Regions from separate parts of the Homo sapiens genome. Here region 2 is linked to region 1. The links are chromatin loops, found by intact Hi-C in ENCODE. Cell type or tissue: OCI-LY7. All regions are shown on one strand. Links, peaks and the distances in the headings refer to the core of each region. The heading gives the core; the rest is flanking DNA.

Region 1 (5,361 bases), core at 51-5,050:
GCCACCATGCCCGGACCCCCGCCACCCCGCTTTTTTTTTTTTTGAGACGGAGTTTTGCTCTTGTTGCCCAGGCTGGAGTGCAATGGCGTGATCTCAGCTCACTGCAACCTCCACCTCCCGGGTTCAATCGATTCTCCTGCCTCAGCCTCCCTGGTAGCTGAGATTGCAGGCGCCCACCACCACGCCCAGCTAATTTTGTATTTTTAGTAGAGACGGGGTTTCTCCATGTTGGTCAGGCTGGTCTCGAACTCCCAACCTCAGGTGATCAGCCCCACCTCGGCCTCCGAAAGTGCTGGGATTACAGGCATGAGCCACTGTGCCCTGGTCCCGGCCGCTTTTTAAAATTAAAGAATGTTTAGTTTTTCACCTCACCATAGATGCTGCATGACTGAGATTGCAGAACCACAGAACGGGCGTGGGTGGGCTTCCACCGGGGCACCCCCTCCTCCTGCAGGATCCGCACTGCCCGGGCATTTCCCTGGGGGTGGGGAGGCCTCTTGCTGTCCCAGGGTTCCCTGGGGGAAACCCCTGGTGTCCTGGGGAGGCCCCACCAGGTTGATCGTGAGCTTGAGCTCAGGGCAAGGAGCACTGCTCAGCGAGTCCACTGTGGTTGTGGTCACACGATGGTGTGAGCTCTCATCTGTCAAAGGAGTTTAACAAGAGCACCCACCAGGGTGAGTTCAATCTGTCCATCGAACGCAACAGGCCCAGGCCCCGGAGGCTTTTAGGGCCCATGAAAATGTCTGTCTTCCTTCCTCCCTCCCTCCTTCCCTCCCTCTCTCCCTCCCTTCCTCCCTTCCTTCTTTTCTTTCTCTCTTTCTCTCTCTTTCTTTCTCTTCTTTCCCTTCCCTCCCTCCCCTCCCCCCTCCCCTCCCCTCCCTCCCTCTCTCTCTGTCTCTTTTTCTTTCTTTCTTTCTTTCTTCCTTTGTTGCAGAGTCTTGCTCTGTTACCCAGGCTGCAGTGTGATGGCACAATCTCGGCTCGCTGCAAACTCTGCCTCCCAGGTTCAAGCAATTCTTCTGCCTCAGCTTCCCAAGTAGCTGAGATTACAGGTGCCCACTACCATGCCTGGCTAATTTTTGTATTTTTACTAGAGATGGGGTTTCACCATGTTGGTCAGGCTGGTCTCAAACCCCTGACCTCAGGTGATCCACCTGCTTCAGCCTCTCAAAGTGCTGGGATTACAGGCATGAACCACCATATCTGGCCAAAAATGTTTTAATTTCTTTTAAAATCAGGGCCGGGCACTGTGTGGCTCACACCTGTAATCCTAACACTTTGGGAGGCTGAGGCGGGAAGATCGCTTGAGCCCAGGAGTTTGAGACCAGCCTGGGCAATACAGCGAGACCTCGTCTCAAAAAAAAACAAAAACAGAAACAAAAAAACAAAAAGCCAGGCGTGGTGGCAGGCACCTGTATTCCAGCTACTGGAGAGGCTCAGACAGGAGGATGGTTTGAGCCCAAGAGGTTGAGGCTGCAGTGACCCAAGTTTGTGTCACTGCACTGCAGGATGGGAGACAGAGTGACACCCTGTCTCAGGAAGAAAAAAAAATTTAATCAGAAGAAAAATGATGAATAATAATTGTTTTCCGATGAACAATAATAATAACGAATTAAGGCCGGGCACAGTGGCTCTCACACCTGTAATCCCAGCGCTTTGGGAGGCCGAGGCGGACGGATCATGAGGTCAGGAGTTCAAGACCAGCCTGGCCAACATGGTGAAACCCCGTCTCTACTAAAAATACAAAAATTAGCTGGGTGTAGTGGTGGGTGCCTGTAATCCCAGCTACTAGGGAGGTTGAGGCAGGAGAATCGCTTGAACCTGGGAGGCAGAAGTTGCAGTGAGCCGAGATCGTGCCACTGCACTCCAGCCTAGGTGACAGAGTGAGACTCCGTCTCAAATAATAATAATAATAAATTAATAATAACAATTCTAGTCTCAATTTTACTTTTTTTTTTCAATAGAGGAAAGGACTCAGGATGGCAAAAGTGACTTGGTCCCAGACAGCCCTACAGGGCAGTCCTGCCCGGGAAGGAGCAGGTGCTCTCTGCTGCTGAGGCCCCTAGCAGAGGCTGGGCCTCTGGGTCTCCCAGCAGGTGGCAGGGGTGTGAGAAGGGGAGGCCCCTTTCCAGAGGCCAGGGACGGCCCCAAGGGCTGCCCGGGAGATACTGGGTCATGTGACCCCCCGGAGCCACCCCCTGAAGCTTGGTCTCAGGTTTTCTATTTGCTTCAGACTCTTGTTAGTCCCCCCCAGCTCCTGCTCCATCAGGCCTGGCCTCCTTATCACCCCGGCTGTCTGGGTGGGGGCATGGCCCCCTCGTAACCTCAGCTACCTGCAGGGCAGGGCAGAACCCCGGGTCTCCGGCCGGTCCGTGGCCGGTATGTACCTCACGCATACAGTCTGCACACTGGGCAGAGACAGACAAGAAATTCACCAGCCACTCCTCACTCCTGTCCTGACCCTGAACCTGACCCTGTCAGGGAGACCTGGGCTGAGACGGGATACAGAACTGGGTACAGGAGCCTGCAGCTAGGGCTGAGTCAGGGCAGGCCCAGGGGCACGGGAGGAATCCAGGGGACACAGCAAACTGGAGAGGGGCGGGAAGCATGTGCCCTGCACCTGGCCGGGCCCTACTTCTCCCTTCCTTCTCTTCCTCCTCTTCCTCCTCTTTTTTTTTTTTTTTTTTTTTTGAGAAGGAGTTTCACTCTTGTTGCCCAGGCTGGAGTGCAATGGCGTGATTTCAGCTCACCGCAGCCTCTGCCTCCCGGGTTCAAGCAATTCTCCTGCCTCAGTCTCCCGAGCAGCTGGGATTACAGGCACCTGCCACCACGCCCGGCTAATTTTGTATTTTTAGTAGAGACGGGGTTTCTCCATGTTGGTCAGGCTGGTCTCGAACTCCTGACCTCGGGTGATCTGCCCTCCTTGGCCTCCCAAAGTGCTGGGATTACAGGCGTGAGCCACCGCGCCCGGCCTCTCCTCCTCCTCCTTCTTCCTTCTTCTCCTTATTCGTTATTATTATTTTGAGACAAGTTCTTGCTCTGTCGCCCAGGCTGGAGTGCAGTGGCGCCATCTTAGCTCACTGCAAGCTCCGCCTCCCGGGTTCACGCCATTCTCCTGCCTCAGCCTCCCGAGTAGCTGGGACTACAGGCGCTCACCACCATGCCTGGCTAATTGTTTGTATTTTTAGTAGAGACGGGGTTTCACCGTGTTAGCCAGGATGGTCTCGATATCCTGACCTCGTGATCCACCTGTCTCGGCCTCCCAAAGTGCTGGGATTACAGGCGTGAGCCACTGCACCTGACCACACCCTGCTGATTTTTATTTTTTGTGTAGAGGGGGGTCTTGCTGTGTTGCCCAGGCTGGTCTCAAACTCCTGGCCTCAAGGAATCCTCCACTTCAGTCTCCCACAGCACTGGGATCCCAGGTGGGAACGCCCTGGCCTGGCTGACCCTGAACTTTTTTTTTTTTTTTTTTTTTGAGACGGAGTCTCGCTCTGTCGCCCAGGCTGGAGTGCAGCGGTGCCATCTTAGCTCACTGCAAGCTCCGCCTCCCGGGTTCATGCCATTCTCCTGCCTCAGCCTCCCGAGTAGCTGGGACTACAGGCGCCTGACACCACGCCTGGCTAATTTTTTGTATTTTTAGTAGAGATGGGGTTTCACCATGTTAGCCAGGATGGTCTCGATCTCCTGACCTCGTGATCTGCTCGCCTCGGCCTCCCAAAGTGCTGGGATTACAGGCGTGAGCCGCCGTGCCCGGCCGACCCTGAGCTTTATTTTGTCTCGGAGGACTCCACTGCCCTCCATGTCCGGCCTCCCGAGCCCCCTCTGCCCACCTCCCTCCAGCTGCGCTGGCCACCTCCTCGCTGCTGCTTGGACACCGTTTTCTCCCTGTGACCTCAGGGTCTGTGCCCAGGATGTCCCTCGGCCGGGAGCCGTTCCTCCCCACTCTCAGGCCCCTTTGCCGGTGTATCATCAGTTTATCGTTCCTCCCACTCTCAGGCCCCTGTTTCTCCCCCTTGCGCCTGTGGGGCTTGCCTGGCTCTGTAAGGGGAGCCCCGGGCCCAGCCTGGCCGCCCCACACCTCCAGCATCCATCTGGGGCCTGACACACAGTAGGTGCTCCATAAATGCACAGGCTAAGTTGGGGGGTTCCCCATCTTACAGGTGAGGAAACTGAGGCTCCGAAGAGGGCGGCCTGACAGGCATCTGGGAGCCCCGGCCCAGGCGAAGGTATTTCCTCCTGGCCCAGGGCGCCGTGGGGTCCCGGGGCAGCTGGTGGGGCCGCCAAAGGGTGGCCGTGTGTGTGGCGGTGGCAGCTGGGGCTCTGGCAGTGGGGGAGGGTGGGCGGGAGGCAGCAGCTGGTGGCTGGCCCCAGGCCAGCTGGAGCCTGTGCAGAGGGAGGGCGCTGGGTCGGCTCACGCTGCCTCTGGGTCCCCTTCTGAGTCCCCCTCAGCCTTTCTCGGTTGGTCTCCATCTCTGTCTTTGTCTCTCTGTCTCTGTCTCTTTCTGTCTGTTTCTCTCTGTCTTCTTTCTCTGTGCTCTCTCTGTGTCAGCCTCCCTGTCTCTGTCTCTTTCTCTTCCCCATCTCTGTCTGTCTTTTTGTCTCTGTCTCTGTTTCTTTCTGTCTCTGCGTATCTCTTTCTGTCCCTCTGTCTCTGTCAGTCTCTCTGTGTCTGTGTGTGTCTCCATCTCTCTCTGTCTCCATCTCTCTCGTTGTCTCTCTGTTTCTCTTTATCTCTTTCTGTCTCTCTCTGCCTGTCTCTCTGCCTCTCTGTCTCTCTGTTTCTCTGCCTGTCTCTCTCTCTGCCTCTCTGTATCTCTATCTCTCTGTCTCTTTGTCTGTTTCTGTTCTTCTCTGTCTCCTTCTCTGCTTCTCTGTCTCCTTCTCTTTCTGTTCCTATCTCTTGTCTTTTTCTCTGTCTCTCTCTGCCTCTCTGTCTCCCTCTGTCTCTGCCTCTCTCTCCTTCCCCTTCACACTGGGGACTCCCCTGACTGGCCCGGACAGGGGCTGGTTACACTGCTGCACCCTCTCTTCCAGACCTCCCGCTCCACCCCACTCCCTGCTGCCTGCACCCCTGCGTCAGCCAGCACCTCTGTGCTGGCATGAAGGTCTCTACCCACCGGGAGGAGCCCAGGACCCTCTCACGGGCTGGGGACCCTGTGCGCATCGCTCCCCCTGTGAGCCTGCATTTCCCCACATGCAGGGTGTTTGCAGAGCCCTCTCAGAGCGGTGCTCTGGGGAACCACAGGGCAGAGGTCTCAGCCCGTCGGGGCTCCCAGCCAGATGGGGAAGGAGAATTTCGAAGGAATCGCCTTACAGGCATTTGAAACTCTGCAGGCAGAGGCCAGGGGAATCCCGGGT
Region 2 (5,361 bases), core at 1-5,000, 420 kb after region 1:
CGGGGACCGCTGCCCCAGAGCACGGGAGGCGCCTGAGAGACAAGCCCTGAGTGGAGAAGTCAGTTCCATATGTTCTAGGTCAGTGCACAACACTGGCTCCCGGCCTGGCAGCCCAGCCCTCATACTTGGCTGGAAGATGCTCCCAGCCCAGAATCTGTCCTGCTAAAAAAGGCGCTGGGCGCGGTGGCTCACGCCTGTAATCCCAGCACTCTGGGAGGCCGAGGTGGGCGGATCACAAGATCAGGAGATCAAGACCATCCTGGCTAACTCGGTGAAACTCGTCTCTACTAAAAATACAAAAAAATAGCCGGGCGTAGTGGTGGGCACCTGTAGTCCCAGCTACTTGGGAGGCTGAGGCAGGAGAATGGCCTGAACCCGGGAGGCAGAGCTTGCAGTGAGCGGAGATTGTGCCACTGCACTCCAGCCTGGGCGACAGAGCAAGACTCTGTCTCAAAAAAAAAAAAAAAAAAAAAAAGGCAGCATCCCGGAGCCACCTTCCAAAATCTGAGTATTTATTTATTTTTACTTTCATTTATTTATTTTTTTGAGACGGAGTTTTGCTCTTGTTGCCCAGGCTGGAGTGCAGTGGTACGATCTCAGCTCACTACAACCTCTGTCTCCCAGGTTCAAGCGATTCTCCTGCCTCAGCCTCCCAAGTAACAGGGACTACAGGTGCCCGCTACAACGCCCGACTAATTTTGTATTTTTAGTAGAGGTGGGGTTTCGCCATGTTGGCCAGGCTGGTCTCGAACTCCTGACCTCAAGTGATCTGCCCACCTCGGCCTCCCAAAGTGCTGGGATTACAGGCGTGAACCATAACGCCCAGCCTCTGAGTGTTTATTTTTACTTTTTTATTTTTATTTTTTTGAGGTGAAGTGTTGCTCTGTCACCCAGGCTGGAGTGCAGTGGCGTGATCTCGGCTCACTGCAACCTCTGCCTCCTGGGTTCAAGCGATTCTCCTGGTCAGCCTCCTGTATAGCTGGGATTACAGACACACGCCACCATGCCTGCCTAATTTTTGTATTTTTAGGAGAAACTGTTCCACCATGTTGGCCAGGCTGGTCTCAAACTCCTGACCTCAGGTGATCTGCCCACCTCGGCCTCCCAAAGTGCTGGGATTACAGGCGTGAGCCAGCATGCCTGGCCTGAGGGTTTACTTTTAAACGTTACAACTGCTCCTGGTGCTGGTAGGCCACCCTCACTCCTGCTGGAGGATGGCTGCGTCTTCCCTGATCACCCAGGCGTGCATCCTGTCACTGTTTTGTGCTTTTGTCTGGTTTACATTTTTGTTTTTTTTAGAGACAGGGTCTTGCTCTGTTGCCCAGGCTGGAGTGCAGTAGTGCAATCACAGCTCACTGCAGCCTTGACCTCCCGGGCTCAAGTGATCCTCCCACCTCAGCCTCTTGAGTAGCTGGGACTACAGGCACACAACACCACACCTGTATAATTTTTGTATTTTTGTAGAGATGGGGTCTTGCTATGTTGTCCAGGCTGGTCTTGAGCTTCTGGAGTCAAGCGATCTTCCCACCTCAGCCACCCAAAGTGCAGGGATTACAGGTGTGAGCCACTGTGCCTACTGCATCTCTGACTTCTCTCGTGGGAAAGCAGACAGGCAGGAAGCAAGGCCTGCCCAGGCCCCTCTGGGCCAGGTGCTATCGAGGGCTTAGCATACTGTCCTAATTCTCCTGATAGTCTTTTCTTCTGTTTTTAGATTGACATATGACTCACATCCCACACGTTTTAACCTTTTCAGTTACAGTTCAGGAGTACAGTTACGTGACTCCTGGCACGTTTGGCGTTGCGCAAACACCACCTTTATCTAATTCCAGAACACTTTCCTCACCCCTAAAAGAAGCCCTGGCCAGCTGCAGTGGCTCACGCCTGTAATCCTGGCACTTTGGGAGGCCAAGGCAGGAGGACTGCTTGAGGCCAGGAGCTCAAGACCAGCCTGGGCAACATAGTGAGACCCATCTCTGTACGAAATAGTTAAGAAATTAGCCAGGCATGGTGGATGTGCCTGTATAGTCCCAGCCACTTGGAGGCTGAGGTGGGAGGATTGCTTGAGCCCAGGAGATCAAGGCTGCAGTGAGCTATGATTGTGCCACTGCACTGCAGCCTGGGGGACAAAGTAAGACCCTGTCTCAAAACAAAGCTAAGATCGTGTCACCTAGGGGACAGTTACAGTGATGAGACGTCACGGACACCTGTGGTGCCTGCTTCAGAGGACTCAGCCCAAAGTTTCAAGAGACAAGAGACCAAGTGTCAGAAAGAGGAAGCCACAGGGAGGAACGCCCCAAGCTACCATCCCAACCCAGGGCCACACTCCTTTCACGGAACTTTTTCCTAACCCAGGGCCGCAGGATCTGGGCTTGACTGGGCACCACCGACTTGGCACCGCCTTCTTGGCCTCCTGGATGGCTTCAGTCTGAACGTGGGGGCAGGAGCCATGCTCTGAGCCCGCCCAGTGGGAGCCAGGGGCCCACCCCAGTCTCGCCTCCTCGTGGCCACTGTGAAGAGCTCTCAGCCACACTCAGCTGCAGTGGGGGTCTCACCTGGGGGGCGATTCTGCACCCCGGGGACTCATACTGGGTGATGTCTGGGGGCATTTGTGGTTGTCATAACTGGAGGATGCTCCTGGCACAGAGTGGGTGGTGGCCAGGGATGCTGCCCAGTGCCCTGCAGTGCCCAGGATACCCCACCCCAGAGACTAATCAGCCTTGAATGTCCACAGTGCCGAGGGGGACAAAGCTTGTCCTGCGAGTGGCAAGGCCGGGGATCTAACTGTTCTTGTTTGCTTTATTTTATTTTTTGAGACAAAGTCTTGCTCTGTCATCCAGGCTGGAGTGCAGTGGCACAATCACAGCCCACTCCAGCCTCAACCTCCGGGGCTCAAGCAATCCTCCCACCTCAGCCTCCTGCGTAGCTGGGACTCCTGGCGTGCGTCCAGATAATTTTTCTATTTTTTTTCTTTTTTGAGATGGGGTCCCGCTGTGTTGCCCAGGTTGGAGTGCAGTGGTGCGATCTTGGCTCACTGCAACCTCCGCCTCACGGGTTCAAGGATTCTTCTGCCTCAGCCTCCTGAGTAGCTGGGACTACAGGTGCGCACCACCACACCCAGCTAATTTTTTTTGTATTTTTAGTAGAGACAGGGTTTCACCATATTGGCCAGGCTGGTCTCCAACTCCTGACCTCATGATCCGCCCGCCTCGACCTCCCAAAGTGCTGGGATTACAGGCATGAGCCACCACACCCGGCAATTTTTGTATTTTTTGTAGAGACGGGGGTCTTGCTATGTTGTCCAGGCTGGTCTTAAACTCCTGACCTCGAGCAGTCCTCCCACCTTGGCCTCCCAAAGTGCTGGGATTATAGACATGAGCCACGGAGCCTGGCTCTGTCTCCCTCTTTAATGAGTAATTTTTACAAATTGCCAACCTCACCACTAGTTAGTACACAGTGACTGTAGTTGTCAGAGGCTCAAACGTGTATCTGGCCATCCGTGTTTCTCCTGCTTTCTGGGGAGCACTTCCCTACGCACTCATAAACTAACCCTACAGGGGTTCATGCCGCAGCCCTGTGAGGCTGGCAGGGCAGGCTGAAAGCGAATGCTCTCATTCCTGCTAAGTGATGGTGGACCTTTGCTGTCATTAGTAAACAGGCCTGGCATTTGCTGGGGCCCTGGAGGACCTGCTCTCGTGAAACTCATCATTTCCTGGCTGGCGGGAGGGGCTCACCCGTGCTGCACGTCCAGAAGCTGAGGCCAGTTGCCTCGCCTGAGGGTGGGAGGTAAAAGGTACAAGTCTGGGCTTGAACTCAGATCCTTCAATTCTGAATCTGCTGCGTCTGCCACTAGGGCAGCGTTTCCACTCTCTGCACTGTGGACATCGGCGTGGGTCACTCTCTGGGGAGGGGCCATCCTGGGCACTGCAGGGTGCTGAGCAGCGTCCCTGGCCTCCACCCACTCCATGCCAGGAGCACCCCCAGTCATGAGAAAAACACAAATGTCCCAGACTTGGCCCAGTGTCCCCTGGGGGCAGAATTACCCTCAATTGACACCTCTTGGGTTAGGGGATTCCACGGACCCCCAAGAGACTCCGTGGCCCATGATCCTCTGCTCTGCTGAGGTCCCAGGAGGCTACACACATTGAAATCCACAGAGGGGGAGAGGAAGAGAATCCCAGGAGCTGAGGTCCCCTGGTTTACACCGTCTGCCATATTGGGAGTTTATTCTGGTGTCTGGTGTGAGCAGGGAGCAGACTTGATTTTTTTTTCCCAAATAACTAATGCAGTCCCCCACTTGGCATTCAGGGCTGGATCCTTCTCTGGGTGAGTTTGTCCTGGGCACTGCAGGTGCTGAGCAATGTCCCTGGCCTCCACCCACTCCATGCCAGGGGCAGCCCCTCCTCTAGTTGTGACAAACACAAATGCACCCCCCGCACTGCCCCGTATTTCCAAGTCCCCTGGGGGCAAAACTGCCCTGGGGCAAGACCTCAGCTAGATTGGCAGCTTCCCCTCTGATCTAATCTACCAGGGACTCCACTGAGGGGATTCTGGGGGCCCCGATACCCGATCCATCTTAGCCCAGCCAAGTCCGCATCCCCAGAGCTCCGCAGCTGCCAGGCGCTTCTGAAACCAGCATCTGCAGCCCGGCAGAGCTGGCATGGTGACTCAGGCTGCCTTGGTTCTCCAGGGCACGTAGGGTGCGACTCCCCACCCAGGTGTCCCAGCTCAGCCCATCCCTTTGTCCCCGGTGGGAATTGTCTGTGCTTGGAGTGGCTCACACCCCCGACCACTTCCTTTTTCTTCTCATTTGCCTCGTGGCCCAGAGGATGTTGGCGGGCTGAGTCAGGGATAGACCACCCTGCCCCCTGCCCCCACAGGCCTGAACACGGTGAAGATTCTGCCCCTCAACACCGGACGATGTCTGGGGACATCTGTGGTTGTCAGGTTTTGGGGGAACTCCTGGCATGGAGTGGGTGGAGGCCAGGAACGCTACTCAGCACCCTGCAGTGCCCAGGACACTCCACCCCAGAGAATGACTCAATACCCAGGGGGAGACCCTGGCCCCAGCCCCACACAGGAAGTAACAACTTCCTCCTTCCCTGTGGGACTTATGGTCAATGAAATACGACATTAAACATAGCAATGATACAAATACGTTATTTTTTTTTTTAAGACGGAGTCTCGCTCTGTTGCCCAGGCTGGAGTGCAGTGGCGCGATCTCGTCTCACTGCAACCTCCGCCTACTGGGTTCACGCCATTCTCCTGCCTCAGCCTCCCGAGTAGCTGGGATTACAGCTGCCTGCAACCGTGCTCAGCTAATTTTTGAATTTTTAGTAGAGACGGGGTTTCACCGTGTTAGTC

What was found. Peaks named below come from ENCODE experiments on the same cell type or tissue, not always from the same donor. Only the 100,000 strongest peaks of a DNase experiment are listed, where the experiment ranks them.
Region 2: it touches region 1 in a loop (8-fold over the local background); 3 of 110 quality-filtered maps call a loop at or near these places.

What each region holds. Positions count from the first base shown.
Region 1 is chr19:1,663,533-1,668,893 of GRCh38, forward strand. No RefSeq gene overlaps it. Among named protein-coding and RNA genes, the nearest start is that of TCF3, 14 kb to the left of the region's middle. RefSeq lists an enhancer at 3,539-4,039 and a silencer at 4,426-4,475. In OCI-LY7, for the core only: a CTCF peak has its summit at 2,136 (motif pointing right); DNase peaks (open chromatin) are centred at 2,119, 2,486, 3,439, 4,349 and 1 weaker place; H3K4me3 peaks cover 1,976 bases; H3K27ac peaks cover 4,824 bases.
Region 2 is chr19:2,085,512-2,090,872 of GRCh38, forward strand. The region is part of intron 1 of MOB3A (MOB kinase activator 3A); the gene reads right to left. Among named protein-coding and RNA genes, the nearest start is that of MOB3A, 8.1 kb to the right of the region's middle. RefSeq lists enhancers at 1-546, 1,439-1,678, 2,309-2,438, 3,320-3,379, 3,559-4,521 and 2 more. In OCI-LY7, for the core only: CTCF peaks have their summits at 2,495 (motif pointing left), 2,696 and 3,911; DNase peaks (open chromatin) are centred at 1,230, 1,650, 2,230, 4,720 and 1 weaker place; H3K4me3 peaks cover 3,932 bases; H3K27ac peaks cover 5,000 bases.